Regions from separate parts of the Mus musculus genome. Here regions 1 and 2 are each linked to region 3. A link is a loop called in an ENCODE intact Hi-C map of the cell type or tissue named here. Cell type or tissue: heart. All regions are shown on one strand. Links, peaks and the distances in the headings refer to the core of each region. The heading gives the core; the rest is flanking DNA.

Region 1 (10,532 bases), core at 3,419-8,418, 75 kb after region 3:
TTGTGAGACTATGCTGGGGCCTAGCAAACACAGAAGTGGATGCTCACAGTCAGCTATTGGTTGGATCACAGGGCCCCCAATGGAGGAGCTAGAGAAAGTAACCAAGGAGCTAAAGGGATCTGCAACCCTATAGGTGGAACAACAATATGAACTAACCAGTAACCCCCAGAGCACGTGTCTCTAGCTGCATATATATCAGAAGATGGCCTAGTCAGCCATCAGTGGAAAAAGAGGCCCATTGGTTGTGCAAACTTTATATGCCTCAGTACAGGGGAATGCCAGGGCCAAGAAGTGGGAGTGGGAGGGTGGGGGAGTAGGTGGGGGAGAGTGTGGGGGACTTTTGGGACAGCATTGGAAATGTAAATGAAATAAATACCTAATAAATAAAAGAATATACAAACCATCACATCTGCTTAGTATTTGAAGGGATTGATTGGACGCCTGTCTCCCTTAAGATATTATAAATTCTATTCAGCTAGCTTTCCATTTTTATATCCTGTGCCATTTTGTCTAGGGATTGAATTTGTCCATGGAAAAATCTAGCTTAGGAAACAGGGAATTCATTTCTGTTGCACACAGCGCAAGAAATCTGGATGGAGGGATGGCCGATGTCATTTATTTAGAGGCTCATCAATGCAGAGGCTAAATCTTTAAATTTCTCTAGGGCACCTGCTCTGCTAGCCTTTATCTCTGGAGGGCAGCCCAGCTACAGTAGGGTTCTGAATGGTTCAGCCCACTTCACTTATGGAGATCAGAACTGAGTTATGCTGCATTGATCCAAGTATAGCAAACATGAGGTTTGTGTTTTTATCTTTCCAGACTCAAGTAGAAAATGGCAAAAGAAAGATGACTGAGATGGCTTTCGAATGCACCAACATCCTGTGCTGCCGACATGCCAAGTGCTCTGTGTAAGAATTTCTAGCTCAGCCCAGCTCGGGTACGATAACCTTGGGTACCAGAGGAACACACTCTAAGAGAAATTTCCACAAGAGTGAGCTGCGACCATCAGTTCGGTGACTAGGTGACTACTTTCCAAGGAAGAGTTTCACAACCTTCAGAGTTCTCTTACCTTTTGTGTTAGTTCCTCAGGGGGGATGGGCTCAGTCAAAGGGAAATGAGGAAGCATCAGGAGTAAGGTGAGGAACTGAGAGGAAGGAAGATGAGTGCTTTATGCCAGAAAGTTCTAGAACCCTGTGCTGACGGTCAAGAATATGTTCCTGTGTGCCCACTCTTTCACAGATATTCATGCTGAGGTTGTTAACCTATGGACCACAATGAGCAGAAGGTACTCAAGACTGGCCATGCATGTGTGTATGTTTGTATGTATGTATGTATGTATGTATGTATTTCATTTTCTTCTCAAACTAAGTTATCTATTCCTAGGAGGAACTCATTACAGTACCATTAAACAAAAATAACCCTCTGCCTTGGTACTTAGTAAGGGAGACTTGCACTGCTCATCTCTGTTTTCCTGATAGGACAGAATGTCAAGGGACCTTCCTTCTAACTGAGGGATCTCCAGAAGGAAGGTCTCTCTCTCTCTCTCTCTCTCTCTCTCTCTCTCTCATTCTCTCTCTCTCTCTCTCACCTCTTTGTCTCTATCACTGTCTCTCTTCTCTCTGTCTCTGACTCTGTCTCTGTCGGTGTCTGTCTGTTTCTCTTATCTCTTTGTCTCTATCACTGTCTCTCTTCTGTCTCTGACTCTGTCTCTGTCGGTGTCTGTCTGTCTGTCTGTCTGTCTGTCTTTGTGTGTGTGTGTGTGTGTGTGTGTGTGAGTGTGTGCACATTGCACATTTTCTCTGTGATTTCCATTGGGTCTAAACAGTGGATCGTGACTTACATGAAAATTCTGAGATAGACAGATACTATCCCACTTCTCTAAGAGAATTTCCTTACTTGAAGGGCAGGTTTTCATCACTATATTTGTTAGAAAAGAGACAAAGAATTGAATTGTGGGTGATATTCACAAAGGCTAGCGTCCCTTGGTAATGATGGAAGGAAGGACACAGGACAGACGGTAGGTAGCTCCTGGCGATGAATCTGTCTAGGCCCATAGTCTGTCACTGCCAGGTACACCAGGGGACAGGCTTCTTCTTCATGATGTTTAAATTAGGTGTAGTTTGCCCCTAAACTTCCCATCGGCAGTAAGTGCCATGATATAGACACATTCAAGCAGACCACAAATGTACATTTATAATTTGCAAGTCTCCTGAGGGAAACATATTATTGTTTTCAGGGCTTCTTTCCTTCAGCTTTACAGTGGCCTGACCTCCCCTCTTTGATTGCCTGAACCCCTTCACAAGTTCTGCCTCTGTCTCTGAGACAGGATCTAGCTATGTAGCTCTGATTAGCCTCAAACTCACTATCTTGTCTTTTTTTTGTACCTTTTATGCCCCAACCTCCACAGTGCTTGGGTTACAGGCATACACGACCACACTTGACTTATTCTATATTACATCTTTAAACACTTCTGCCTATCTATCAATTAATTTAATATGGTGGGGAAGGGGGTGCCAAAGTGTGCACTTGGAGGTCAGAGACAGCTTTAGGTTCTCTTCTCCCACCATGTGGGAACTAGGGATTGAACTCCACACTTGACCTCTGGGCTGCTCCTTCACCTACCGAAGCACCTTACAGGTCCTGTGCTAAGCATCAGACAGGACTGTCAACACATCTTGCGGTTGGGAAGCAGCCTAATGCTCCTCCTGTTCCTACTGCTGTTGGTTCAAGCATTCTTTCACATTGTAAAATAAAAACATCCTGAAAAAGCATGCAAAATGGAGAAAAGCGACTGAGAGCCAGATCTGCAGAGGCTGTGTATGGCAACGTTGACCAGAGGAGGAAGCTGGGAACAAACTGAACGATCCTCATTCCAGAAGCAGGGAGGGAGGGCTGCTGGAAACCTACAAGGAAAGTCGCTATGGCAGGAAGATATTAATGTAGTGATGGAGAACTCTTCTAACATTCTCTCTGTCTCCATGTCTTTCTCTATGTGTCTGTCTCTGTGTCTGTCTCTGTGTCTGTCTGTCTATCTGTCTGTCTGTCTGTCTGTCTGTCTCTCTCTCTCTCTCTTTCCCTGTCTGTATGTGTGCATGCATGCTTAGATGGTGTATGCACATGTACAGAGGCCAGAGGAGGACCACAGGACCCCACTCTATCATTCCCTTCTTTACTTCCTTGAGATAGTGTGTCTCCCTGAACCTGAAGCTAGACTGCTTCTCAACAAGCCCTGGAGATCCTCCTGTCTCTGCCACCCACAGTGCTGGTGTTAGTGCACCCATGCAACCACCCTGGCTTTTCCCACGGCTTGGGTATTAGAACTCAGGTCATTATGTTGCCCACCAAGGTCTCTTACCTGATCAGCCATCTTATTAGGTCTTCAATTTGTGTGTGTGTGTGTGTGTGTGTGTGTGTGTGTGTGAGAGAGAGAGAGAGAGAGAGAGAGAGAGAGAGAGAGAGAGAGAGAGAGATTGCAGCAAGACTTCCTCTGCCAGCATCCCCTGGCCCCAGCCTTCCAGGAGAACTGCTTGAAGTGCTTTTGTAGGCATAATGAGGGGTTTTTGTTTGTTTCTCTTGATTTTTGTTTTGTTTTTTGTTTTTGTTTTGTTTGAACATAGATGGCCCTCTGTATCCATGGGTTTAGCCAAAGAAACTTAGGATTAAAAATCAAAACCAAAAAACCAAAACAAAACATTCCCCCAAAAACCAAAAATCAAAAAACCTACTGGTACTAAGCAGGTACAAGCCATGGTATCATCACTAGTCCTCGATCCAGGCACAATAACAACTACTTACACAGGAGCATCACCTTGTATTTGACATTATAACCAAACTGAGGCTGACTGAAAGTGTTCAGGGGGATTGTGCTGGTTCTGTGCTAGCATGGCACCATTTTAAATAAGAGGCTGTAACATCTGCTGATTTGGGGATATGCTTGAACCCTTCTGGACTCCAAGCGGCACCTGCATGTATCAAAGATCACCGTGGGCAATATTTTGTAGGCATCTAAGATGAGTGGGTACTGTTCTCATGTGCTTGGTATGAATCAGCCCCTTCTTATAAGTTCTCCACTGTTACTAAGTTACAGATGAGGAAACTGAGGCACACAAAGAGAAGCTAAGGACACGGCTGGCAGTCACACAGCTAGCTACAAAGCCCTGGAGCTGGGATTCAAGGCCAAAGAGTCTGGCTCCAGAACCACAGTATTAAGCCCTGCAATGCTCTCCCCAGGCCCCACCAGACTGTTGACACCAGAAAGCTGTCATACTGTGCAATTGAATCTTCACATCTGATACAATGGAGCTCACATATACCTAGTTTTCTCAACCTTGCTTTTTAATTTTTTAACCTTCCTTCCTTCCTTCCTTCCTTCCTCCCTCCCTCCCTCCCTCCCTCCCTCCCTCCCTCCCTCTCTCTCTCTCTCTCTTTCTTTCTTTTTTTTTTTTTTTTTTTTTTTTTTTTTCTGAGACAGGGTTTCTCTGTATAGCCCTGGCTGTCCTGGAACTCACTCTGTAGACCAGGCTGGCCTCGAACTCAGAAATCCGCCTGCCTCTGCCTCCCGAGTGCTGGGGTTACGGGCATGCACCGCCACTGCCCAGCTTTTTATGTTTCTTTCTTTTGGTGCTAAGGATTGATTCCAGGTTCTCATCAGTGCTTGACAAGATTGTTCCAGGAAACATTATCATCGTCACTGAAGTTGTTTTTTCCTCTGTCTATAGCCACGGCTGGCCTGGGAACCCAATATGTAGACCAGGCTGACCCTTGAACTCACAGAAATCTACCAGCCTCTGCCTCCAGAGAGCTGGGATTAAATTCTTCACTAGGCTGCCTGGCACAAAACTATTCTTTTAACAAATTACATGGTTATTTTTGTGGTGGTTGTTGTGTTTTTGTTTTTGTTTTTGGTCATAGGAATGTAACTCATTCATAAATCTCACAGTGACTACTGATTTCTCCATTCTTATTATTCCGTTTGTGTTTTCTGCCTCTTCTGAGGTCAGTTTTGCATTTGGCATGTTTCCTAGAAAGTGCCTAATTTCCTCATCCACTCCCCATTTCTCCTTTTTAAAATTCTGCTCTTGATTTTATTATCTATCTGAAACACAGGTTTATTTTGCTGTTTACCTCAGGTCCAGGAGCTGGCTGTTCATGCTGTCCATTGCTCCTCATTTGTGTAGCCTTTTAAAGTTATAAATCTCAGTTATGTCTTCCTAGAAAGTCTGCCTGATCAAACAAAAACAGAAGCAAACCGCACAGGAATTGCAGAAAAGTTAATTTAAATTCTTTTCGGTGGTTCCCCTTTCAGCATACTGTGCATCCATACACAGGCCTGTGTTTCCTGTTTGGTGTTTATATTAAACCTTAATTTTTTTAAATGAAAATAGTTTATAGTCTACCTTTTCTACCTGTAGCTCCATCATAACTTAATTCTACTTGTAGATTTAAATAAATTTCACCTTCACTCTTAAAGCTTAGTGTCAGGTATAGATGAGACCCTCGCTTGTACTCCGTGTACTTTTTTCTTTATTGAGAGAATTCCCAGGCAGAGGGTGTGTGTTGGTCATTTTCAAGCCTTTAGGCTCACCCTCCTGTTTGTTGCCTTGCTTCTGGCGCGAACGTGTTAGACTGCCCTCTTGTGGCCAGTACTGTAACTGCATATGCGCAGCCTGTTGGCTGGCACAGTTCGACCTGCACTTAGTATTCAGTTGGATGCTTCTTTGTAACATGGTCCTTTCTCTTTATACTGATGTTGCTTATTTGTGTGCAGAGGTCTCCATACACTAAACCTCAGAAGAGCTTCTAAGCTGACATTGCTCTTTGAGAAGTATGCATTTCAGACTGGACAAGGGCTGGGATTGTTTTCCTGTCAGGTCTCTGTCATGTGCTTGTTTATTCAATATTCACCTGTTGCTGCTTTCCACCTACACAGGAAACTGGAAAATTTCTCAGCAAATTAATTCTCATTGGGTGCTAACCTCTCATGTGATGTGTCAGCCTTGTGGAGACAGAACTATTCTAAATGTATTCATAAGGGACAGCTGGGCCCAGGCTAGCATAGTCACACACCCACAGGCACGGATACAAAGCTTGTCTAACATAAGAAATAAGATGGTCCTGATCCGAGGGATCCAAGACACAGCATGAGCCAACCTAAGCTGATTTCCTTGTCCTGACTCTGGTTCTGGCAAGCTCTGCCACTTATCTCCAGAACCTTGCTCCCTCTTGGGTCAGGCTACCATGGGCCTCACCTGGATTCCAGCTAGGTTCCACAGGCCTTGCGGAATCTTGCTGCTTTGTCTTCCTGTCTGCAGCTGGAGAGGCGGTTCTAAGTCGTTTCCTTAAAGCCAGCTGCAGTGTCTATGACTGTTACGATGAAGTCCAGTTGCACGAACAGAGCTTGTGATGACGTCTTCTCTTTGGCCCTTGGGCTCTTCTTTGCTTTGGAGAGCATGGACCACATACCGTACCTCAGTGCTGTCTTGAGGTGCTGTCCAGCAATCAGGAGCATGACATTGGACTCAACTTGTCCAGAGAAATGTTCTCACATGGTCCTTGCTTCCTGGGTGTGTGATTTCTGTAATTCCCCCTTTCCTTTACGTTGCATTAGCCTCCAGAGGTATTGCTTTAAGTTTGCAAGTCATATTATAAGATAAAACTTTGACAGAGCTGGCGTGGCAATCCTTTGAGTGCAGGAGAGGAGCAGAGTGTCTCTGACTTCCTGTTCTGAGGCCTTTGTCCTTGCCTCTTGTGGTGGTCTGAATGAAAATGCCCATCATAAATTCATAGGGTGTGGCATTGTTAGAGGTGTGGCCTTGTGGGAGTAGGTGTGGCCCTTTTGGAGGAAGTGTTTCACTGCGGGTGGGCTTGAAGTTTCAACAGCTTAAGCCAGGCCTAATGGCTTACTCTCTCTCTCCCTGTTGCTTGCCAATACCAGATGTGGAACTCTCTGCTCCTTCTCCAGTACCATGTCTGCTTACAAGCCACCATGCTTCCCACCATGACTGAAAATGGACAAAACCTCTGATCCTGTAAACCAGTCCCAATTAAATGTTTTCCTTTGTAAAAGATGCCATGGTCATGGTGTCTCTTGACAGCCATAGAAACTCCAATGAAGACCTCTGTCATCCTCCGTGTTCCTTCATAATCCAAGAAAATTGCTAAAATTCTCGAATTACATCCTCTTTCCAGACAAGAAACTGGAATGATAGAAGGACCAAATGAACTTTCTTGATAGGTTGCATGTAGTTTTTTTCAGTACCACATTTACTCCAGGAAGTGGGCTGTTACCAGCCACCTCCAAGCTTCCCTTGAATATGTGGATAAAACACACACACACACACACACACACACACACACACACACACGTTTGCTCCTTTACCATTTGCCTTCTTGGCACAGTTGCTGGGCACTACTATCTCCCGCTAGGAAAAGCGTGCACGTTTCAATTTCTTAACTCAGTCTCTCCACCTGCCCTAAATGTCACTGGCCAATCCCATCCGGCCCCAGCCAAACATCCATCACCACCCACCTGTAGTAGTGGCTACTAGCCCCAGTTCCACTTGAGACCTCACATGGCTGCTGTATTCTTCTTGCTTCAAAGCATGGCAAAAACATCCCTTTCTTTCCTCATGCCCCTCTGCCTGCCTCCAGGGACCCAGAAGTCCCGACTCTACCTTTCACCCAGCAATTTGCCCACAGCTTTCTTTACTGACAAATCAAGAACCAATTTGTGATCAGGACCTTAGCATCAGCACCCCCTCTTACACTTATACGATAGAATTCTCACGGTCAACCCCCAAAATGTCAGTATCTGCCTCCTTAGCTACAGCTCAGTGATGGGGAGATGCTCAGCTACAACCTACGCTGAGAAATAAGTTTACCTAGCTGCAATACCTCCTCAGCTTAAACAGTCCTGCTGGGGTTGTAGCTCAGTTGCTAAGAGTGCTAGCCTTGCATGCAGGAAGTCAGTCCAGGCATTGGAGCCCAGGATTGAGCAAACAAGCTGTGGTTATGCGTGCCCATTATCCCAGTACTTAGGCAGAGGATCCGAAGCCTAAGTAATCTTCAGCCACATGGTGAGCTCAGCACCAGTCTGGTGTACACGTGACCCTGTCTCAGAACCAAACACAACATTTACATGCTTACTGTCATCTATTATGTTTTAATGTCGTCAAGAGTGACGCACATAGGGGCTGGAGAGCTGGCTCAGTGGTTAAGAGCGCCGACTGCTCTTCCATAGGTCCCGAGTTCAAATCCCAGCAACCGCATGGTGGCTCACAATCATCTGTAATGAAATCTGATGCCCTCTTCTGGAGTGTCTGAAGACAGCTACAGTGTACTTACATATAATAAATAAATACATCTTAAAAAAAAAAAAGTGACGGACGTAAACGTTTTGCGTCGAAGCCCAAAAGGAAACCAACTGAAGTAGGATGTGTCTGGGGAGGGAGTTCAGTGTATGCTGAAAGTTCTCACTGTAGCGTCTTGAGCTCTACATAGCTGATTTCAGTGGAAGCTGATGGGAGAGTTGCCCCACACCAATAAAGGAGCAGGCGTTCTGCACAGAGAGCTTGAAGGAAACCTAGAAGGGGAAGCACGGTCTTGCATTCACAGACACCCTTGCTATCCATGAGCATGGCAGGCTGAGGGAGGGATGACTAGGCTGGCTTCTGAATACTCTTGGCTTCTTGTTTTTTCCGTTTAATCTGAAAGCAGGGAAGGACTCCAGTTGTAGAGCATTGCCCTTGCTGTTCAAAGTCCTCTCTTTGATCCCCATCACTAGGGAAAAGACTCTAGAGATTTAGACTTTTAAAAATGTCCTATTATTCTGTGATCATCCAGAGGCTTGGAGCCAGTCAGAGCAGAGTGGAGGCAGATGCTCAGAGCAGAGCCGAGAGCTCACACCTCTAACAGCAAGCAAGAAACAGAGCATGCAGTAGGCATGGCGTGTGGGTTTTGAAACCTCAAAGACTGTCCTCTGTGACACACTTCCTTCAAAATGCCACACACCCAATCCTTCCCAAACTGGGGACCAACTACTCAAACACATGAGCCTATGGGAGCTGTTCTCATTTAAATCACCACGCATGGTAACTCCATTTAAGTTCCTTTTGTATATGTGCATAGTCTAAGAAGCCTCTATCATTGGACATGGGGAGGGTTTGGAAGGACTTGGGTGAGGAGAATAGGATCAAAATATATTGTATGAAAAATTTAAAAATAATGAAAAGGTAATAAAGTTTTATTAGTTTCTCTATTTATTTCTTTATGGTCTGTGTGCATATGTGAGCACACTGCGTGCATGCCTCTCTCTCTCTCTCTCTCTCTCTCTCTCTCTCTCTCTCCCTCTCTTTCTGTGTGTGTGTGTGTGTATGTCTGAAAGATGAGATGTGCTTATGTTGTCCTTCCAAGTGCTGAGATTCCAAGTGTGGGCCACCATGGCTAGGATGATAACTGTAAACTGTGGAGGCCCCGGACATGTTCTTTATAAAGAATAGTTTATAAATAATTAATCAAATCCAGAAAGCATGGGGTATGAATGCACTGGTATCTGGAAGAGCTGCCACCCTTTCTCATAGTTTGATGAAAAGTGATGCAAGTCTTGCTGCTCTAGGGCACATGACCGAGGCACATTCTTTGGAGAGTCTGCAAGGACTGCAAGAAAAGGGCAAATGGGGGTCAGGAGGTGAGGGTGGGGTGGGGGAAGGGAACTGGGCTTCTTAATTGTGCTCTACTCCTCAGCTGGAATGGGAAGCCCTTATAAGTCAGATGTCTGTTTTCATGGAGATTTTCAGCTTTAGCTGTGGAACAGAGGCATATGGAACCTTGTTCTTGATAGCAACTCAGTTCTCCCAAAGGAAAATCTTGGTGCGCACTGTTAGTGTCAGCAATGATGTCGACAGAATGAAAATAGGTATTCCCTGGGGGGGTGGGGTGGATAGGTGGTTTTATAGCTGATATAAGGAAATGGACCTACATCCTCTATCTGAACCCACTCTAGATCTTGTTTTAGGGTCTACTGTTTCTCCAAATTGCTTTGACTGCCACTTATCTGATCAGACAGGCATCTTGTTTTATGCATCTCCTGTACATAATGTTGGGCCACCTCCACTTAAGTAGAGCTATTCCAGATGTGTGTGTTCTCGTATGTGCAAGTACACACATGTGTGTGCTTCTGCATGTGTAGACCAGGGGACCACTTTGAGTGTCATCCCTCACCTGCTATCTGCCTCTTCTACATTTTAATTTTCAACAGTCCTTCTTGCTAGCCTCAACATTAGCAAGTAGACTAGGCTGGCTGGCCAGAGAACTCCAGGGATCTGCCACTCTCTAATTCCCAAGTGCTTGGATTATAAGCCTCAACACTCGGATTTGCTATTTTTAAAAGTGGGTATGGGTAGTGGGTCTGGGTGAATTCAGTTTCTCTTGTTTGCAAGGCAGGCATCTTACTGAGTGAGCGATTTGTTCAGTAGTTCTGGATGATAGGCAATGAAGTCCTGGCCCCTGGCCCTGGTCCTGAACACAATAGGTAA
Region 2 (10,532 bases), core at 2,828-7,827, 61 kb before region 3:
TTAAGGTCACAGGCGAGAAGAAAGCAGCAGAGAATCGGCAAGAACAAATTCTGTTTGAAAACGCCACAACGAAAACTAATTCTGCGTGTGCTAATTAGACCATAAAATAAAACACAAAGCTGTACGCCCTATTATGTTTGATTTTAATGTCAACTGGCTACAAGTTAGTCTTCTGAGCCTGAGGAGGGAGTCTCAGCTGAAGAACCATGCTCACTGTTTGACTGACTTGGCAACGCCCACTCTGAATGTGAGTGGCGCCCTTTGGTAACAGCCCAGATTTTAATTAAAAGGGCGTGACAGAAAGAAGTTTATCTTGCATTTTGCTTGTTTGGCCTCCCCTCCTGCTGCTGCTGATTCCATCTCTGACAGCGGAACCAGCCAGCGTTTCCAAGTTTTCATTATGGACTATGGACCAGGAATCTTCCGGGGTTTCTGGCACCTGATTAGGAGTGCTGAAGTAGCCTGCCAGCTTTAGTGAGAGGAAGCCATTGTGCAACTGCCTCTAGCTGACTGTTGCAGCAGCAGTCTCAAGGAACAAGCAGTTACCAAGTTCTCAGCTTCTCAGTGTGATTTGCCTAGTGTTTCTATCTGTGTGGTCCCCAAATTCCCTTGCTTTCTGACCAGCAGTCTATTCGATAGTGTGGCTTTGTAGCCAAAATAGAATGTCCCAGTCTGGGAGATCTAACTGATGGGGATCCATTTCCTAACAGTTCTGGATGGTGGATGCTGGGAAGTCGATATTGGGGCCCTTTACAGTTTGGGTTCTGGTGTTGATGTTCCACCTGGCTTGTAGACTATGTCCTCTCATGGAGAAAAATTAAGCAAATCCTCATCTCTGTCTCTTCACCCAAAGATACTGAACTTTGTCACACTAGGGCTGCACCTTGTGACCTTATACAAACCTTTCTGTTGTGGTGGTTGTTGTCTTTAGATAGTGTCTCATTATGTAATCGTGGCTGGCACTTACTACATAGAGCAGATTGGCTTCAGATTCATAGAAATCTCCCTACCCCTGACTTTGCCTTCTGAGTTCTAGGATTAAAAGCATGTGTCACTACACTCTGCCAACACTGATACGATCTTTATTACTTATTTCTCATTGTGGTTTGGATGAGAAAAAATATCTCACGGCTTGGGCATTTGAACAATCAGACCCCCCAGTTGGTGGCACTCTATAGGAAGTTTAGCTTTAGCTGTGCTTGAGGAAGTATGTCACCTGGGGGCCTCACTGTGTTGGCGTTGACATTAAATAGTCTCTCTTACTTTATTTGCTTCCTTTGCTTTGTGGCCTCAGCTTCCTGTTCCAGCAGTCATGCCTGGGCTCTGCTGTCTTTCACAACACTGTCTCCACCGTCATGGACTCCAGTGCTCTGGGACTCTCAGACTAAGAAAATTAAACTAAGTGGGCTAAATTCCTTCTACAAGTTGCCTGGATCTTGATGTTTTAATTATAATGCAGGAAGATAGAGATGGACATAAGGGAACGTCATTCAGGTCCCAGTGACACCTTTTCTTCACTTCATCCTCTGATCCAGGTCTTTGAGAGCAGGCCAGGCCATCTGTAAACTCACACAGGTAGTTCTCCCCTTAAAAAAGCTGAGGGAGAAAAAGGAAGTTCCCTTATACTACCAAAGTGCAAAGTTTCACCTACTTTGGTTGGCTTAAGTCATAGTCATAGGAACACTTCACTCAAGCAGTCTGCAACTGTAGAGAAAGAAGAAATGGGGGTGCGGTTGTGTGAAGGACCAGGGAGCCTCCAGAGAAACAATTCATGATATATAAAGCAACAGAGTAAGTAGCTAGCCTGGCTGACTTGACAACACTTGATTCAGAGTGGACCAAGATGGTACTACAAGGTGGGCAATGCCTTTTGCAGAGAAAGAAGAGAGAGAAAGTAGAAGAGCCTCCCCAGCCCAGCCCCACCCCCCAATATCTGAGAACCCAGGTTGGCTTGTAGCACATGTGTCAAGAGGTAGAACAGATAAAATACAGGGTGGGAATCCTAATATGGATACAGTATTTCACAGAAGGGCTATTTGGGCAATAAGACAGACCATTAGGCAGTGTCAGCACTAAGCCAATCCCAACCATGAGTCTGGGATGACCCATGGATGAGGTCCCTTCTGCTGAGCTGTGGCTTGGTATCCCAGGAGATGGCTGGGAAGGAATAAGATGGTGTAGCCATAGAGTGTAGACTACAGAAAACTTATTACACAGCAGTAAGAGATAAGGTTAGCCAAAGGGACTGTTGCAGAGAAAAGTACTTTCACGGAATGAGAACAGGCAATGCAAAGGGGCCCTACCCACTTACATGTTGAAGCTTAGTGCTATTTTTTGTTGTTTTTTTTGTTTTTTGTTTTTCTTTTGCGACAGGGTTTCTCTGTATAGTTCTGACTGTCCTGGAACTCACTCTGTAGACCAGGCTGTCCTCGAACTCAGAAATTTGCCTGCCTCTGCCTCCCAAATGCTGAGATTAAAGGCATGTGCCACCACCGTCCGGCTGAGCATCTCTTTGTTTTTGAAAGGGTATGTGTATGTGGTAGGTGAGGGACTCTCGGCATATCAGAAAAAATCACAGTCAAGTGTATGGTTGCAATAGAAACCAGTAGGTTTCCTAGGAGGACCCCAACGGAAGTATCTCCCAGCTACAGTGGCCTTAGGGTCTTCCTACTTTAGGCAGGCCAGCACACGATCAGTATCTGGCTTACATAAGACCGAGCCAAACTAATGTAGCTCATAACCATTGCCTTCCGATACCTATTGCTCTCATCATCAGATGCTGATTTGCTTCCATAGGGATTGACTGCCTAAAGTATTCCTTAGCTTGTATCCCTCGGCCCCATTTGGTGCCCAGCACCCAGTAAACATTCATTACACATTCAGGGGACACAAAAGAAACAAAAAGTATTGCTTTCTTCTCAGAGCTCATCATGGCCCCCAAGTGAGTAAATAATTCATCTACTTGTTTTAATGAATATTAAAATGAACTCTTTAATGAATATTTATTTAGGAGATAGATAATATTTACACCTACACAGTGCCTTGCAGATATAAGACACTTAATAAATATCTCTTAAATTACTGAGAAAAATCCCAATACGGCCTAAAACAGTCTTCCTTCTGTGAGTGCATATGTAAACAATCTATCCTCTCCCTTACACACACACACACACACACACACACACACACACACACACACCATTTCAGAAGGATTTCTTTCAGTTAGGAGAACGCTGCAGGAAAAAAATCTGATTTTAAAGAAGCAAATTCTGCTACAGAAATGTAGTGCGTTCAGTGCCTGTCATGCATTGACTTTGTACCTAAGACAGGACCTGTCTATAAAGGGCATAGGTGGATGCCCTGTCTAACTGAAGCAACAGAAGAGTTGTTCTGAATGCCAGACTCCAGTGGGTCTGGACAAACTCTGTGCTAAGGAGAATGGCAGAGCATTCCTAGGTCCCTCTGAGTCCTAGAGAAAGAGGGTGACACTATGAGACCACAGCTATGTGGCAAGCTGAGGAGGAAGTCTGTATACACTGAAGATTCTTCTCAAATCCGAAGACTGGCTTCTGGCAAAGAATAAATTGTTTTATTTGCACTCAACATTGGCCTCATCAGCTGTCTACCCACAACATGGAGTGCTGACCGTGAAATTGTGTGATAAGAGGCCAGGGTAAGAGCCTGGTGAGAGAGTAATTCTAGGGAGTCTAGGAAAATAAAGCTGGCAGAAGAAAAGGTGGGTCCTGTGGCAGAGCTAAGAGGCTGAGAAGGAAAGATGCCAAGAAGAGGGGCACTTCTGAAGACACAGAAGTGTGAAGGGAGAACAAGGAGGGAAAGTGGTCCAGGCTGATGAGGGAGGGACAAGGCTAGATCTTAGATACTCTCTCCAAAAGGTGTAGACTGGAACTCGGTTGACACTGTGAGGTCATCAGGGGAAGGGGGGCAGAGCAAATGGGTGTTTGGAGAAATTGAGAGAATTAAAGAGTCAGAACTAAGAGAGGAGGAAGTCAAGTGTGACATTGGCTGGGCCACCCAGCTCAGACCCCATGAAGAGGAGCTCAGTGCTTCGACAGACTCAATTTCTGTATCTGAGAAATCAAAGGATTAGTCTGTCCAAATTCATCAGTAGCTGTCATTGTCGTGGGGCCATGGCAATGAGAAATTCCTTTAAAACTTGTAGACAGAGCAGGAGTGTTAGTTCTCTGGATGGGATACCTTCTTTAATTTCAAAAAATAAAAATAAAAAGAAGTCTTTTTAAAACTTTACTTCCCTCAGGTGTTCCCCTGATCCAACTACAGATCCCTGAAGATACCAGTCTCAGTCACTTTGAAGCTCTGATGTGTCCTCTGCCTCTAAGTCCGCCTGGCCTCTCAGGCAATTGTCACCATATGGCACAGCTGCTGAGGACTGTGGGGGTTCCAGTGTGTCAGACCAAGGGTTGCCACAGCCACTGATTTAGGACTGTATACATATCCCCATTAATATTTAAATGCATTACCAAAATGAAGGAGGGGTTAAATCTCTTCTTAGTAGCTGATGGCGACAGGGTATTAATTTTATGATTCACTTAGTTGTTGGAATCAGTCTTCCAAATGTTTGTTTTGGCTCTGGTAGCAAAAGTCCATGTCAGGACAATGGTGCCATGTCCCATCACGTTCTAGCCAAAGATGCCACCACCAGAAAACTGAACAACCTTTGGGACTCTTTCAACCCACATTGTGGCCAGTTTCCAAAGCTTAAGGATGGAAAAAAAATCTTGAAAATACAATAAGAATAAAATCAGTTTTTAATTGAATCGCTGCAATATACCAGTAAGGCTAGTTAAGCACATAATTAATTGTTGTAACTATAGCAACAGGATTAACTGGCACTATTAGGGTGGGCACCAGGGGTTCAATGAGAGACTCTTAAGAAGACAAGTGTTAGAGATTGCGGAAAATAATTCACTCCCCGCCAGTGGTTCTCCAGAGAGCCACATACTCTTTTGCAACCCAAAATAAATCCATTTAATAATATTTTCTTAGATTCATGCAGCTTTCCTTATCCCAGAGGGCCCTGGGGTGCTTTGTAAGCCATGAACATAAATATAGATCTGGAATAATGTATCAGGCCAGATTTTCCCAGTACTTAAACAACTCTCTGGCGGTTTGTTCTGCACCTCTGGAAGCTCCATTACCTTCAGGATACACACAATCAGTAATTTATTAAGTGGAGTCCCCACAGGCCCAAGGCCTGAAAACTCTGGCACGAAGAGAGGCGGTCCTGAGATGGGGCTCTTATTTATTTATGCTTTACCTCATTCCAAAAAGGATTAGAGCGACCTTACAAAATACACAGAGTATATCAGCAGGAAATAAACACAAGCAGGCAATCCAAGCCTGGGCACATTACAGAAAGGAAGAAATTTCTAAATATAGAGAAGCAGTTCCTCCCTACATTGTAAGAGGATGGAATTAAAGGGAGTGGCTTGAACTAATTAAAAATTTTCTCTGCAGTTCCTGGTCATCTAAGGGGTAAAACTAAGGACATGGTGTATGCATCTCTATGGTAATTGACCCCAGAGTATAAAAATCAAAGATGTAAAAATAGAAACATTTTTCTTTTACAAAAATGTGTAGGAAAATGTCTTTATGATGTTGGGGTGGACTAAGGTTTTCTTTGTATAAAGGTACAAATAGGACCCAAGATGAGAAATTGAAAAACCAATAAAGGTGTGAATATGAACAGAACAACAGAGCCCCTCTCTCCCCGGACCCCCATCCTGATGCTCTGTGTGTGTGTAAATCTCATAACAAAATCTCTTGCTTGGAATACTTAACAGATGATAATTTGAAAATGTTTTCAGGTGGACATAGTGACTGTCTTGTCACTGTAGCACCCTGAAGCAAGAAGACTGAGTTTCAAGCTGATCTGGGCTCCATTATGAGATCTGTCTGAAAATAAAACAAAACAAAACAAAACAAAACAAAACAAAACAAAACAAAACAAATGAAACAAAACAAAACAAAACAAAACAAATGAAACAAAGCAAAGCAAAACAAAACAAACAAAACAAAGCAAAGCAAAACACAAAGAGGGATGTACCTCAATGTTAGACAGCATGCCTAGCATATTCAGTGCCCTGAACTCAATCCTTAACATCAACAAAACAGCAATTGAGCTCTGTGTTCTTGGAGTCAGATATGGAGACAAATGTCCCTAATGCCAGCACTGGACTTGAACTCAGGAGTTCAAGGATAGCCAGAACTACATGCTAAGACACTATCAAAAACACTATCAAAAAGAAAAAAAAGGAGAAAGAAAAAGAAAGAAGTCATGAAAGGATAAATAGGAAATGATCACTTAGATCTCTGTACTCTTAAACAGTAAAGAAAACAGGGTGTAAGGAGTATACACACATAATGTATTTGCAATTTATTCCTATGTATAACAGACCATTCAATAATTGACAACATGATGTCAAATGATTTCACTGTAAAAAGGAACAAATAATATTAACAAATAAATCATAGAAGAAAATTCCTGAATTACTCAAAAGGGCATTAAGAGACCCTCCCTCCTCATCCTCAGGAAATAAAAATGCAAATAGAAACCGCCTCATCTTCAGGAAATAGGAACGCAAGTGACAGTGACTATTTCAGACATCAGGTGGGCAGAAACTAAAAACCCTAAAAGACAGTGAAGTTAGAGAAAACCAAAAATGCCCTTCAGGTGAGAGGAAACCTTGTATAACCTCTATGGATCTAAAACAGCTTGGTCACACTTCCTGAGAAAGATGGCTGAAGGACATCTCCATAGGCCCACTATTGGTCACTGTCATGGCCTTTGCTATGTTATTTGGTTGAGTTGAGCCTCTGATTTTGAAAATTAATATGTAATGATTACATGAAATACTTTCTGAACTGCTTTGAGTATACAGCCTTTAATAAGACTCCCAGACATGAACTTCCTGACTCTCCTTGAGCTATGTGATGATTTGAGGAATGTCCCCCACAGGCACATGTATTTGAACACTTCGACCCCAGCTGGTGGTTCTGTTTGGTGAGGATTAGAAGGTGCAGTTTTGCTAGAGGAAGTGTGTCCCTGGAGGAGGGTGCTATTTCCTGTTCTTTCTGGTTCATGCTTGCTGGTGTGGAAGGAATCTCTGGTGCTTGCTGCCGTGCTTCCCTGCTGTGATGTCTTCCTACCCCCTCTAGAGCTATAAGACCAGACAAACTGTTCCTTCTATAAGTTGCCTTAGTTATGGCGTTTTTAATCACAGCGATAGAAAAGTAGGTAATACAGAAGTTCATACCAGGTAGCATGTTGTTGCTATAAATGAAGTATGAAGGCCCTGTGAATGTTGAACTTTGGAGAAACGTGGAAGACTTAGGAAGTTTAGACAAGAAAAGTGATTGAATAATATAAGCCAAAAGGGCCATTCCATTAGGAACCTGGAATACAGTAGATCTGACAACAGTGTGGTTTGTGAAAGACCAGCTCAGGAAGTTTCAGCAGGGAATGATAATAGTGTCTGGGCTAGAGGCTATTCACGTGGTAGTTTGACAAAGAATATGCCTGCTTTCCTCTCATGCCCTGAAAACTTGCACAAGGCTGAAAGTAAAAGTAATGGGTTGATGTTTTGGGCAGAGGAAATGTCAAGATTGTTGAAGTAATGTTGAGTTTGTGGGGTGGTTATTATTGATAATACTTCTGCAGGTCTACAGTGAAAAAAGGCGAACGGAGCAGAAAGAAATAAGAAATGTACAATTTGTAGAGGAAAAGAACAGTAGGAACATTAATGTTGCAGCCACGTCTGTGGAGATAATTACAGATAAAGGACTCCTGATCTATACCGTAACAAACAAGAGGTGCCAATAAGAAAGACCTTGCCCAGATAAGCTTTCTACTACAGTGTTTTCTGCTCCTTGAAAGCAACTGGATAAAGGGGCTATTGCTAAATATGACTTAAGGAGGCTACTCTCCATCCTAAGCAAGCAGCTCAACTTGGCAGTGCCATCCATTTGCCGCTGACCTTAGAGACATGAAGTATAAAAGTGAAAGAGTCATGAATTCTTCCTCTGCAGTTTCAGGGAGCTGCTGGGACCTTGCAGTGAGTGGTAGGGGAGCCTCTAGGTGAAGACCCCCAAGAGAGGAAAAGGTTGTGAGAGGCTATTGCATGAAGATATGAAAGTAAAGCCTGTGTTACAGTGGAAGTCAGAAGACATTGGAAATGAGATAGACACCAAGGAGACCTGCAGGCATGGGATGGAACCAGACCAAAAGAGAGACGTGTGGTGTAAGCATCAAAGCTGAGGGTGCAGAACCATTTGGTCCCTTTGGAAGTAAAGATACTAGACATGAAGCTATAGGACTTGGTGTTTGTCTGCTGGTCTTTGGGCCAGTATCTTCTAACTGTATCCCAGTTCCTTCCTTTGAATGAGAAGTGTCATAGGTTCAGTGAGGATATTCGAATGATTAATCTCCAGTTGGTGACAGAGTTTGGAGAGGCTTAAGTGGTACCTAAGTACCTAGTAGCACCTACAGGAAGAAGTCCCTGGGCGTGGGCTCTGGCAATTCATAGACATACCCTATTAATTGTTTTCCATTTTGTCTTTGTGCTTGCACTTAACGATGTGATCCTGGTTTCCAGGACAACGGTTGGTCATTTGCTGCTGTGTCTTCTTGCGGTGATGGATTCTCACTCCCAGGAACGGCAAGCCAAAATAAACTCTTTACTCCTTAAGTTGCTTTCGGTCATGGCATCTCATGACAGCAGTATAAAGGCAACCGCTCTGGAAAGTGTTATACATTTGAGACTTGGAGGCTTGTTCTGATGGGCTCAGAGGAAGAAGAGAGTACAGGCCACAGAGCTCTTAATCCTTCACCCACACTTAGCTCAACAGCTCAAGATGTGAGAAAGATAAAATCAAGTCTCACATATATGGATATATATGCATATACATATCTCTTGTGGTTTTGTGTATATGTATATATAATATGTATGTGTATATATACATAAATGTATATACATTCATATGTATGTATGTGTGTATGTATGTATGTATGTATGTATGTATGTATGTATGAATATATGTATGTATGCACATTTGGATAGTGCCTAGAGGGACCAGTTGTATCAGGCATGGTGGCCAGATTCTGTAATTCACTTTCCACTGGGGATTCTAAGATTTCTGAGTTACACTGTTCAGTTCTTGGAGCTTCCTTCTAAGTGTCAAATATCCCTAACTATTAACACATTAACTATGTCCTGTGGACATTTCAGTTACTCAGCAATAAACTCAATGTATGTTGAACTTGAATACCATACACAGCACAGGTTAATATTTTTCTTTTTTTTTTCTTTCCTGAACTGAGCAAAAGAATGACTCAATCAGAATGGATTTGAATTTACGTACTGTTATATTGTGCTCTGAGGATTTTCCCAGCCAGAGAGAACAATGGAGACTTAGCTCATAAATGCTTATAATAGATGATCATTCTTTATACATACCAGTACAGGTTCCATAAAAATGGGTTGGGCTGATGTTGGCTTGATGTTGCAATCACCTTCTCTATGAAGCTTCTGTTTAGTACTTGGTGGTCAGAGGAAAGGAGCTGTATTTAAATAACTAGTGCATTCAACTCTAATCCTAGCTATTCCTCTCTGGTGCATATTCTGAGGGCAAGAAACTATTGATATATATTCTTGATCTACTTTGGAAAGGATATGAATGTCTTTTTAAAATAATTTTTAAAAATAAAAATATTTCCTTAAATAAAAGAGTGTAGTGATGTCTCACATTACTGTATGTCAAATTTTACTTCCTATTACACAAAAAATATACTTGGGGAACTAAGGTCAAGATTTTTTTCTATTTAATTGTAAGTGTTCATATGAAGACTCAGCACTAAGTGTGGTAGTGTGTGTGTATGTGTGTGTGTGTGTGTGTGTGTGTGTAGTCATGCATATGAAACAACACAGTCATAGAAATCAGAACACAAATTGTGAGAGTCAGTTCTCCTGTGCCACCTTCTGGGATACAGGGATCAATCTCAGATTCTTGGGCCTACGTATATCTGTACCCACTGATCAATGTTCCCAGCTCTCTTTCGTCTTTCTTAGCAAGGGATCACCTTTTTTTCTTTTTTAAAGAATGTTTTTCTTTGAGATGTCTGTAGAGCAAGTCCTGGAGACACAGACCTGTCATCCCAGGCACTTAGGAGACTGAGTCAGGAGAATCCTGAATTCAAGGCCTGCCTGGGTTATGCAGAGTGCTATCAAAAGCTATTTCAAGCAACTTAGTAAGGCTCTTGTTTCAAAATTAAAAATAGGAAAGCATTCCGGGGATATAGCTGAGATGTAGTATACTTGCCTGGTCTGTGGAAGGTCCTGAGCTAACCCCCATCAACCTCACCCCCTCACTCCTCCCCTGAAAATTATGTGGAACAACATAATATTATTATTATGGAGACAACTACCCAGGAAATAAGGATAAAGGGGAAAATAGGATTACATCAGTGGTTCCTGGCCACTCACTCCTTTCAGTTG
Region 3 (10,532 bases), core at 1,817-6,816:
ATGCCACAGTCCTGAGAATATGGCCGTGCTGGTAAAGTAACCCCTCTCTTCTTTGCATTATTGTTATTAAGGCTCATTAATGCATTTCAAGCCTGTGTAACTTTTTGGCAAAAGCAGCCCTGAACAGCAGGGATATAATCAATAGCATTAATACACACAATTTGTAATTTGCCCAACCTAGAATCATATCTTTATAGGGAACGCCTATGGGTTGCATTGTGCTTCCTGAACTGGCGGACAGTGACTAAATGCAGGCATCATTATTGAAAGGAGGGAAGGGCAGAGCTTACCAATAAGGGCGGTGTGTTGACATCCACGTGACTGACAACCTGGAGCTCTCGTCTGACGCTCTGATCTGGAACTTGGGGTCGTTCCAAAACAGCCCTCACACAGTACTGAATACTGCCATACTTCCCAGTAAACGATGTTGCCAAAGGTCTGAAATAAACCAAAGATATTGCTCTATGAGCTTATTTTCAGCTATTCAGAGCCAGGAAAAGCACCCGTTAAAATGTGGGCTAAGGAGGAAAAGAACAATAAGCACAGGGAGGGTCCCACAGATTGGCACACACACTTCAGTGTTGGGGAACACCGGGTGCTCAAATAATGGATGTAAGGCAGGGGGAGGAAATGGAAAACATAGCATCACTTACTCAGACGGAAGCTGAAAGCGAAAGGGAAACTCGTGTTTTCCTGGTTGTAACAAGGTGACACCTTCACCTGAAAAAGACCATACTGCATTTTAACGAAGGCCAGCAGTAAATCACGAGTTCTCACAATCTAAGCCATTTTTAAAAGGTGGTTTTCCTGCCAATACACTCTAAGTACATTAAGCAGACTGAGAGAATTAAATTAGAATTTGTCTTTTACCAAGAAACAACACACACACACACACACACACACACACACACACACACCCCTTTTATCTACAAAATGACCAATTATACAATTATCATAAAGTATTATCTAGGGCCAAAAGTTCGTGTGCGTGTGTAAAATGTACATATGATATATATATATATTGTATTGTAATATATAATATATAAATAAATACAGTATATGTGCATATACAGACACATGTATACACACATACATTAATTTTACTAACATGAGATATCAACATTAAATTGTACCTACAACAAATTGACAAGTTACATGTCTTTAGTTACACTACAATATTCATTCTATGTATTCTTTGAACAGAGGTAGAAAACTTGTTAACAGTGTTAGTAATAGTTATAAACAAAACAGCCAAAGTAGCAAGGGCCAGCTCTTCACCCGTTAGCTCTACTGAGAGTGATGGGGTTTCCCTTCTCCTGTTCCTGATAGCATCCTTCAACTTCATGCACGGATTTGTTACTGAACAATGGCCAAAGTCCAGGAATGGATGGCGTAAGACCAGAAGCACCAGCAGAAGCTATGATGAATCTCCATAGTCAATCTGTTTAATGTGGATTCAGAGTGGAGCCCGTGGCTGCCACTCTGGTCAGTGGCTCCCTATGGCATGTGACAGACTTTCCCTTCAAGATCATAAAAGCTATACATTATGGGTGGAGGTAATCCGATGAGAAAAGATGGCAGACAACTTGATCCGGAATTTGTCTTGCTACCTGAATTTGTTTCTACTTTATGTGGTCAAAACCATTAACAAGATGGGTTTCTTTGGTTGACTTATCAACAACGCAGTATTTCAGTCCTGTGCCTTTAGAGAATAAGAATGCATCACTGACTCAACGAGTCTCCTAAACCTTTCTCTCTACTTTTCACATTAAGGAGAAACAAGGAACTCGGGTCCACTTTGTAAAGAAAGACATCACAGGCTGGTGACCTGAAGGCAACGTGAACAATAACTAGTCAGAAGAACACAGGTTCAGATTACATGGTGTGATGCAGTGTGCATCCCAGAGGCTCCCTACGTGCAGGAGTGGACGGCCACACAAGCCTCAGGAGGGTCTCAGCAGAGCTAGAGGCCTGGAGTCAAGGGACACTTCTGTACCTTATCGCTTCCAAGGGGCTCATTAGGCCCGCAGAGCTGAGATAGAGTGTGATCGCCATGTGACACATGACAAAGTGCACACAAATGTTTAGCAGTGTGGATTTACTGGACTTAAATGGCAAGCTCGGGTGATAATGAGGATGAATACTTCGGTCCTCAAAAGAACAATTGGAGGAAAGGGGAATGGATATCTGCATCAAGTAAAGACTACAGAGTCCTGAAGTCCTGAGACTTCATGGTGGGCCTGGGAGCTGAGGACCAGAATACAGATGAGCGGGTAGAGTTTGGATGAAGGGAACGGGCATGTAGAGTTGCTAGCATACTAAAAAGTGATCAAGAGAGATGAAGAGCCCCTCAAGAAGCAAGCCAACCCAGGCCTTACAGGACTTCAAATGAGAAAACCAATTTGAGGAAACGGACAAACGCTGTAATACCGAGTAAAAAGGTTTCTTTCTCTTTTTAATTTTTATGTTTAATTAGAAACATTCAGAAGATGTAAGGTGTGGCCATTTCTGCTTCTGTTTTATGGCTCTCACTGTTTCCACCTGTCCACTGAGGGCTACAATGTTAAAGGAAGCTGCTTTATCCACCAAAGCCCTTCCAACCAGAGCTTTTCATGAAACCTTTTCATGAGCCCTGGGATCTAGAAACATTGTAGAGGGGACGAGAGGGGCTGTGTAAGGTCACACTCTGGTGGGTGCCTATGAACTGAAGCTAATTCTCTGCTTTGGTCCCTGGGACTTTCTTATATCCTTGGCTATGAGCCTAGCCTTTAATGGCTGAGCCATCTCTTCGGCCGAGGTGTCTAGGTCTTTCTATCACGATCTTTTTTCATAAGGACTTGAAGTGGTTCAGGCACAATGATAGTAAGTGGCTCAATAAGAATAATAATTTTAAAGAATATTCTGGGAAGATTTTTAAAACATAGATCCAACAGTTTAAAATAGATCCTAGGGGTCAACAGTTATTTAAAAAAAAAAAAGATCACCCTAGGTCATTGAATGATAACTAGTTTATGAAGTTAATGACCCTGAGAATCTGTGTCAAGTTGCTAAGTTCTTCCAAGTTGTAAGTATGTGGGGGAAATGTTCCCCCACTCCTTAAATAAAAGCTGACTTTAAGCAAACTATAACCATTGCTAACACATTCTAGGAAAACTGGCAGCTGTCTAGATGTAGCTGTTTCATTAGAACAAAGCAACAAGATCTTACTTGTGAGTCAAAACCTATTTGTTAGCCCAGATGTTACCAAAGCAGCGTTCAGTTCTCATCCTTACAGGCGCAGGGGCCGAATCTTAAACAGAAACCTGGTTACCTCTCGCTGCCACGGCCTTCCCTCCAGTCAGCCACCTTTAACATCCTTGTTGGTTATTAATCACTGGGAGAAAAGACTCCTGGAATCCACAGTGAGGAAAGGACATTAAAGCAGGTAGAGCTCTCACCTGCCACACCCCATTATCCAAAATACAGCTCTCGTTAGGCACATATTTGAGGATTTATCTGGACACCATTGTACTTCTCCACAGGAGGATACGATGCACTAGGTAGTAAGCTTAAGGCATTTGATAGGTCCAAGATGATGAGGCAGACAGATAGAAGTTTACAATAGTTTCCACTGAGAGAAGACTGACTCACGGTTACTAGCATTTTCATGATGAAATGCAATCACATGAACCCAACATACATATGCATGGGCACTTCTGGAAAAGTCAGAAATGGCCCAGATGGCAGGCATTGTCTGCAAAGGCCTTTCTGAATGGGGAGAGGTAAGAGGAAGGGGAGCTACAGCAATGGATGGCTCTTAGTGAGATTCATGTTCCCCAGTGAGGAGACACTTCTCTCGAACTACCCAAGTACCACTTCCCTTTTCCCAAGATTTAGTTTTCTGTAAATCATCATGAACCCGGGAGTGTCTAGGGCCAGGACAGGCAGGAGCAGCAGGCCATCAAACTCTGGGCACCACATAACAGAATGTCACCAATTCCACCTTCCATGCCTCCAGGTGAGGAAGGACCTAGAACCCAGACAGTCAGATGGCGGGTTTCCATGGCAACGATTCTGTAATAGGTTACTAGAAGATCGCAGGAAGCTAAGTTCAAAGGTACACACCAACACAAAAGGGTCTGGCCTCCTCCTAGAAGCCAGGTAGGGGCACAGGCTTGGCCTCCTGCCCTTCCCCCGTGACAGCAGATGACTCCCCTTCCAGAAGCTTCCCTCAGTGCCACCCAGCACCCAGGGACGCGCCCCTTCCCGCCCCCCTCCCTGGGGATCTCCAAGCTCACCAGCTGGGGCCTCCAGCAGACTCAACCGCAGGTTCAAGTATTCCACTTCTGAGGAGGCTGCGGGAGAGCCCCCACCGATGCAGACCCTGGCCCCAGCGCTCGGGCCCCAGGCAGAGGTGGCACGGCCCTGGGCCTCCAGGCGCAGTCCGCGCAGGGCCACCGGCTCTGCCGCCTCCAGCAGCACGTGCCCGGCCACTGTCTCGCCGCTTGAGTAGCAGCCCTTGCTCTCATCTTCGAACACTAGCCCCAAGCTCTTGACACGGCCCCGAGGACCATCGGCTCCCGCCTCGCCTCCCATTCCGCCAGGCGATGCGGCTCTGCCACCAAGATCCGCAGTGGCCCCAGGTCGGGGTAGCCGGCTCCGCGACGCTGCTGTCACGGGCGCCGGCCGCACACCCAGGGCCACTACGGCCACAGCGCCCAGCCGGGTGAAACACCCGCACTGGGGCCCTGTCTCTTTAACACACCCCACTGGGACTGGAAAGGGGCTGACACGGCCCGCCTACAGAGCACTGCCATTGGCCAGTCGCGAAACCTGCTTCTTTCCCATTGGCTGTACATGGCCACTTAGTCATTTCATTGGCGCCCCCACACCAGGCTGAGCAGGACGGTGGTGCGTGATCAGGAGGGCTTCACCAATCGGGAGACACCATAGTGCACGTGCACAGGACCTTTATTGGTGGGAGCAAGGCACAGTCCTGGGCCACAGACCAATAGTGAGGCAGTGCGCCCATGTGGACAGAGGATGGGAAACAATATCTGTTAGGGAGGGGGCGGTTCCCGGCTCACCGGCGCATTGGTGTCAGCGTTGCTATGGTTATAGTGGGGGCGGGCTTTCCAGCTCAGAGAGGCTAGAGTAGTTTGTACTAGAACATGAACTTGTGGCTGCAGCAGGCCCAGTTTAAGATTACTTCTGCAGAGTGCCCAGCAAAAGGTTTCTTGGAAAATGGAACTCAGGAGTCTCGCTTTATGCTGGCTGCCTTGGAACTTTAAAGCAGATATCAGAATCTGCTAACTTTCATGATTCTGAGCCACACCTCTTTGGGTCTCAGACAGAATTCCTGTACTAGCTGAGAGCCAATGTCTTGGAAGAATGCTGTGATTCTTAGTGCTTTTGTCCTGAGAAGTTCTGTTCCTGGTTGCTGAAGTCCAGCCAGACTCCGTCTCTGGTTCTTCTGCCTCTAAATAAGGTCGTGGTTTTAAAACAGCACCTGCCACTTATTGGTGCTGATGCAAACAGAAGGACTCCATTATTGACTGAATAATACTCTATTTGGTCGTTATATACATGCATAAGTTGTAAAGTGTGCAAATATTATGTCTGGAAAAAAAGATCGATACTTGACACACAAGTGCCCCACCCAAAAGGATTTCGTAACCCCGGGATCATAGTCCTAGAACATGCCCAGCTGTCTCCGTGACTTGTTCCCCAAACCCACAGCTCTTCTTGCTGGTTTCTTTTTAATTCACACCGTTCTAGATAGCCTTTTGGTATCTAGAATATTTAAATATGTGTAATTATTTGTCTATCAATTTGTAATCCTTTATTTCCCCTCGTTAAAATTCTAAGTGCGTAAGCTGTTATCAAGGTTTGATAATTGAAAATTGAAACTGAAGGATATTTTCTTTCCAAGGCTCTGAAAGTATAGGTTGTTTTACTGCACTCTTTTGAGTTTAGATGATCAACACGGGCATTTTTATTGTTATCTATCTATTTATTCATTTGTATAATATTTCTATTCTTGAAGAAGTCCATGCATGCATGCAGTATATTTGCTCATATTCTACCCCCATTCCTCCCCTAACTCCTTCCAAACGCATACTTACCTCCATATTCTAACTTCACGTCCTCTTTTCAAAATTGTTGATTTAATTTAAAGTGTGGTTTGCTGTCATAGAGCTCACTGGTGCTCTATCTGTGCTGCTCATACATTTGAGCAGAGGCCATCCACTGCAGCATGGTTGACCTGCCAGGAGTCACACCCTCAAAGAACACTGTAACTTTAGTAAGGCTTTAGGGTGTCCAAAGATTCTTTAACACTTCTCAAAGAAAGTAAAAAGAGCCATAAATCCAGCCCTGGGGGTCCCGAAATACTACCCTTGGGTTCCTGATCACAGTGTCTATAATGGTCCCTGCTTCCTTTCCTTCACAGCACAGCTTGATCTTAAACATGTACTTGCACGGTGTTTATTGCCCCCACTGAGGACAAAGACTTTGCTCTCATGCATTGTTTTTTAACCTTTTGTATCTAACACAGAAGCAAGCAATACTCAATCAATGTGTGTTAACAAACACTGAATGATGGATCACAACCACCGGTTTTGAGACAGATGAATAGTGCTGGACCTCTTACTGATCTTCCACTGGCTCCAGGGAGAGATGTTCTCCTCAAAATTAAGTGTCTAGGAAAGAGGTGAAAGTTCACTGACATGCACAGACTGGCACCAGGACAGAACTGTAGACATGGCATCCCATGCTACCAGAGACCAAGATTTTGGTTTTTTGCTTGTTTGTTTTTTGCTTGTTTGTTTTACTAGGTTTGGAGATCCAACCTAAGATTTTTTGCAAAGCAGGCAAGCTCTCTCTCTCACTAAGCCACATCTCCAACCTTTAGGTTTTAGAGACAGGGTTTACACTAAGTAAATATGGGTAGTTCAGGTGTCCAGACCCCCTCTCTCTCCTAAGTGCTAGCATTTATAAGCACGAGTCATTGTGCCAGCAATGATTGTGCCAGTAATGATTTTAGACTATAGGCACCTGGATGTGTGAGCAAGAGCAGTTTAGCAAATGTAGTTCTTGGGGCTGGTGAGATGACTCAGCAGGTAAAGGCACTTGCCATAAAGCTGGACCATCTGGACTTTGAGGCCCAGGACCTACAGGTGAGAGGGAAAGAACTACTCCTGCGAGCTGTCCTCTGTCCTCCACATGCATAGCATGGCATGAACATGTTCATACATAGACACACACTCTTGCTCTCTCTCTCTCTCACACACATGCATATGTATACACACATATAAAACGTTATGTCAAGTTTAGTGTAATGTATACACACACACATAACACAGAAATACACACATAAAACTTTATGATGTGTGTTTGCATGTGTATGTGCTTATGTGTGTATGTCACTTATATTTCTGTTTAGAAGTGTCAGGACTAATCATTTGCTCTTTTATTGATAAGATTATATTGTTTTGGTGTTCTGCTGTTTGAATTATTTTTTCATTAATTAATTCACTTTCCATCCTGATCATAGGACCACTCCATCCTCTCCTCCATGCCCTACTCTTACAAATTCTTTCCACTATTACCCCCTCCCCTTCTCCTCTTTGGGCCCACCCTACATTGGGACATCAAGTTACAGCAGGACCCTCCTCTCCCACTAAGGCCCAACTGGTCAATCTGGCTAGGGGACAGGGATCAAATATCAGGCAACAGGGTCAGAGACCCCTGCTCCAATAGTTAGAGGACCCACATGAAGACCAAGCTGCACATCTACATCAATGTATAGGGAGTCTAAATCCAGTCCCTGCATGCTCTTTGGTTGGTGGCTCAGTCTCTGTGAATCCCCATGGCCCTGGGTTAGTTGATTCTGTAGGTCTTCTTGTGGTGTTCTTAATCCTTCTTGCTTGTCACTTCTATCTTCCACTCTTCCACAAGACTCCCCTAGCTCTGCCTGATATTTGGTTGTAGGTCTCTGCATCTGTTTCCATAAGCTGCTGGATGAAGCCTCTCAGGAGACAGTTATACAAGGCACCTGTCTGAAAGCATAGCAGAGTAACATTAATGGTGTCAGGGGCTGGCTTTCTCACATGGGATGGTCTCAAGTTGGGTCAGGTATTGGCTGGCTGTTCCCTCAATCTGTGCTCCATCTTTATCCTTGCATATCTTGTAATCAGGACAAATTTTAGTTAGAAGGTTTTGTGGGTGCTTTGATGCCCTTCTCCTTTCACTGGAAGTCCTGCCTGGCCACAGGAGGTGGACACTTCAGTCTTCATATCCTCTGCTGGTAGGAATCTCAGTTATGATCACCACCATTGATTCCTGGTGGTCCTCCTCATCCCATGTCTCCAGCTACTTTGAAAGATGCCCCCACTGATTTCCATTCACACCCCCAGTCCTCTCCAGTCATCACCTCTGCCCACACCTGATCCCCAACCCTGTTCCCTCCTTACCCCCTCTCCCACTCAGTTCCTTTCCTCTGTCCATCTCTGATGTCTATTTTATGCCCACCTTTGAGTAAGAGTCGCACATCATTCCTTTCCTTAGGCCCTCCTTATTTCTTAGTTTCTTTGGGTCTTGGATTGCAGCATGGTTATTTTGTACTTGATGGCTAATGCCAACTTATAAGTTAGTACCTGCCGTGTATGTCTTTATGAGTTTGTGTTACCTCACTGTATTAGTCAGGGTTCTCTAGAGTCACAGAACTTATGGATAGTCTCTAGATAATAAAGGAATTTATTGATGACTTACAGTCGGCAGCCCAATTCCCAACAATTGTTCAGTCGCAGCTGTGAATGGAAGTCCAAGGATCTAGCAGTTACTCAGTCTCACGCAGCAAGCAGGCGAAGGAGCAAGAGCTCGAGCTAGACTCCCTTCTTCCAATGTCCTTATATTGTCTCCAGCAAAAGGTGTAGCCCAGATTAAAGGTGTGTTCCACCACACCTTTAATCCCAGATGAAAGGCATAGCCCAGATTAAAGGTGTGTTCCTTAACTCGGAGATTCAATCTTCTGGAATCCATAGCCACTATGGCTCAAGATCTTCAAACCAAGATCCAGATAAGGATCTCCAAGCCTCCAGATAAGGGTCACTGGTGAGCCTTCCAATTCCGGATTGTAGTTCATTCCAAATATTGTCAAGTTGACAACCAGGAATAGCCACTACACTCACACAGGATGACATTCCATCCATTTGCCTACAAATTTCATGATGCCTTTGTTTTTCATAGCTGAGTAGTATTCCATTGTGTAGGTGTACCACATTTTCTATATCCATTCTTCAGTTGAAGGGTGTCTATGTTGTTTCCAGTTTCTGGTTATGAATAAAGCTTCTATGAATGGAGTCAAGCAAATGTCCGTGTGGTATAGTGGGACATCCTTTGGGTATATGCTCAGGAACATATAGCTGAATCTTGTGTGTGTGTATTCCCAATTTTCTGAGAAACCGCCAGATTGATTTCCAGAGTGGTTGAACTTGTTTGTACTCCCTCCAGCAATGGAAGAGTGTTCCCGTTGTTTCTCATCCTTGCCAGCATGTGCTGTCACTCGAGTTTTTGATCTTAGCTATTCTGACTGTAGTAAGATAGAATCTCAGAGTGATTTGGATTTAATGCAGCCTAGCTCACAAAGACCGCTGTGTAGAAGGTTTTTATTAGCATGCAATGCCCATGCTAATCATTTTTTTTTGAGTGGTCAGAATTCTTTTTAGAAAGGTGTTGCTCAGCTCTGTATCTTGAAGTGTTTCTGATTCATGCATGTTTTCTTCTAGTAGCATCAAAGTTTCAGGTTTGTATTGAAATCTTTGATCTGTTTTGTGTTAAATGTCTCTTCCTCTTCTAGGATAGTGTTTTGTTCAAAATTGTTCCTCCGTGTTTTAGTACTTTATATCAGTCTTTCACCTCCTTGATTGGCTTCCATCCTATCTATTTCACTGTCTTTTAAAGGCTCCTGTGGGTGTTTTTCCTGATTTCTCTCACAGAATGTTCATTATTGGAACATAGAAAAGCTGTTGATTTTTGTGTGCAGATTGCCCTGTTTATTCTCTGAAAACTTATCAAATTCAAGTGTTTCCTGCTTGTCTTTAGTCTGTCAAGTGTGGGTTCATATCACCTGAAAAGAAAGCTTTGACTCATCTTTCCCCAAGTTGTATCCCCTTTCTCATGCTTTATTGCTCTGGCTAAGACTGCAAACTCTGTATTAAATGATAATGTAGATAGTAGACATACCACTATCTCTCTTTGTCCTAGACGAAATGCTTTGAGTTTCCCGTATAATGCGGGTTGTTGTTTTTCCATATGCCACACGTATATAAAACTAGGGGTAAATGTTAGGCATCTTCCTCTATTCATTTCCACCTCATATTTTGAGGCAGGGCTTCTCATTGAACCTGGAGCTTTCCAGTTCAACAAGACTGGCTGGCCAACAAGCTCCAGGAATGTCCTTGTCTCTCTCTTTGGTGCTAGGATCATAGGGATGTACCTTCATGCTCAGGTTTTCTAACTGCTGGCTATACACTTGTGTTCATTATTTATAT

Evidence for each region. A loop is a pair of places that touch in the nucleus more often than their neighbours do. Peaks named below come from ENCODE experiments on the same cell type or tissue, not always from the same donor. Only the 100,000 strongest peaks of a DNase experiment are listed, where the experiment ranks them.
Region 1: it touches region 3 in a loop (3-fold over the local background); 9 of 42 quality-filtered maps call a loop at or near these places.
Region 2: it touches region 3 in a loop (2.0-fold over the local background); 2 of 42 quality-filtered maps call a loop at or near these places.

Annotation. Positions count from the first base shown.
Region 1 is chr7:68,817,787-68,828,318 of GRCm38, forward strand. It overlaps Gm34612 (a long non-coding RNA gene), which reads left to right. Exons shown (of 3, transcript XR_391570.1): 3 at 820-908. Among named protein-coding and RNA genes, the nearest start is that of Gm34612, 31 kb to the left of the region's middle. In heart, for the core only: a CTCF peak has its summit at 5,640 (motif pointing left); no DNase peak of the experiment used is centred there; H3K27me3 peaks cover 595 bases.
Region 2 is chr7:68,682,174-68,692,705 of GRCm38, forward strand. No RefSeq gene overlaps it. Among named protein-coding and RNA genes, the nearest start is that of Arrdc4, 62 kb to the right of the region's middle. In heart, for the core only: no CTCF peak of the experiment used is centred there; no DNase peak of the experiment used is centred there.
Region 3 is chr7:68,744,492-68,755,023 of GRCm38, forward strand. It overlaps Arrdc4 (arrestin domain containing 4), which reads right to left and starts at 4,747. Exons shown (of 8, transcript NM_001042592.2): 1 at 4,278-4,747; 2 at 654-720; 3 at 291-438. The coding sequence starts at 4,575. In heart, for the core only: no CTCF peak of the experiment used is centred there; DNase peaks (open chromatin) are centred at 4,150 and 4,910; H3K4me3 peaks cover 2,336 bases; H3K27ac peaks cover 1,708 bases.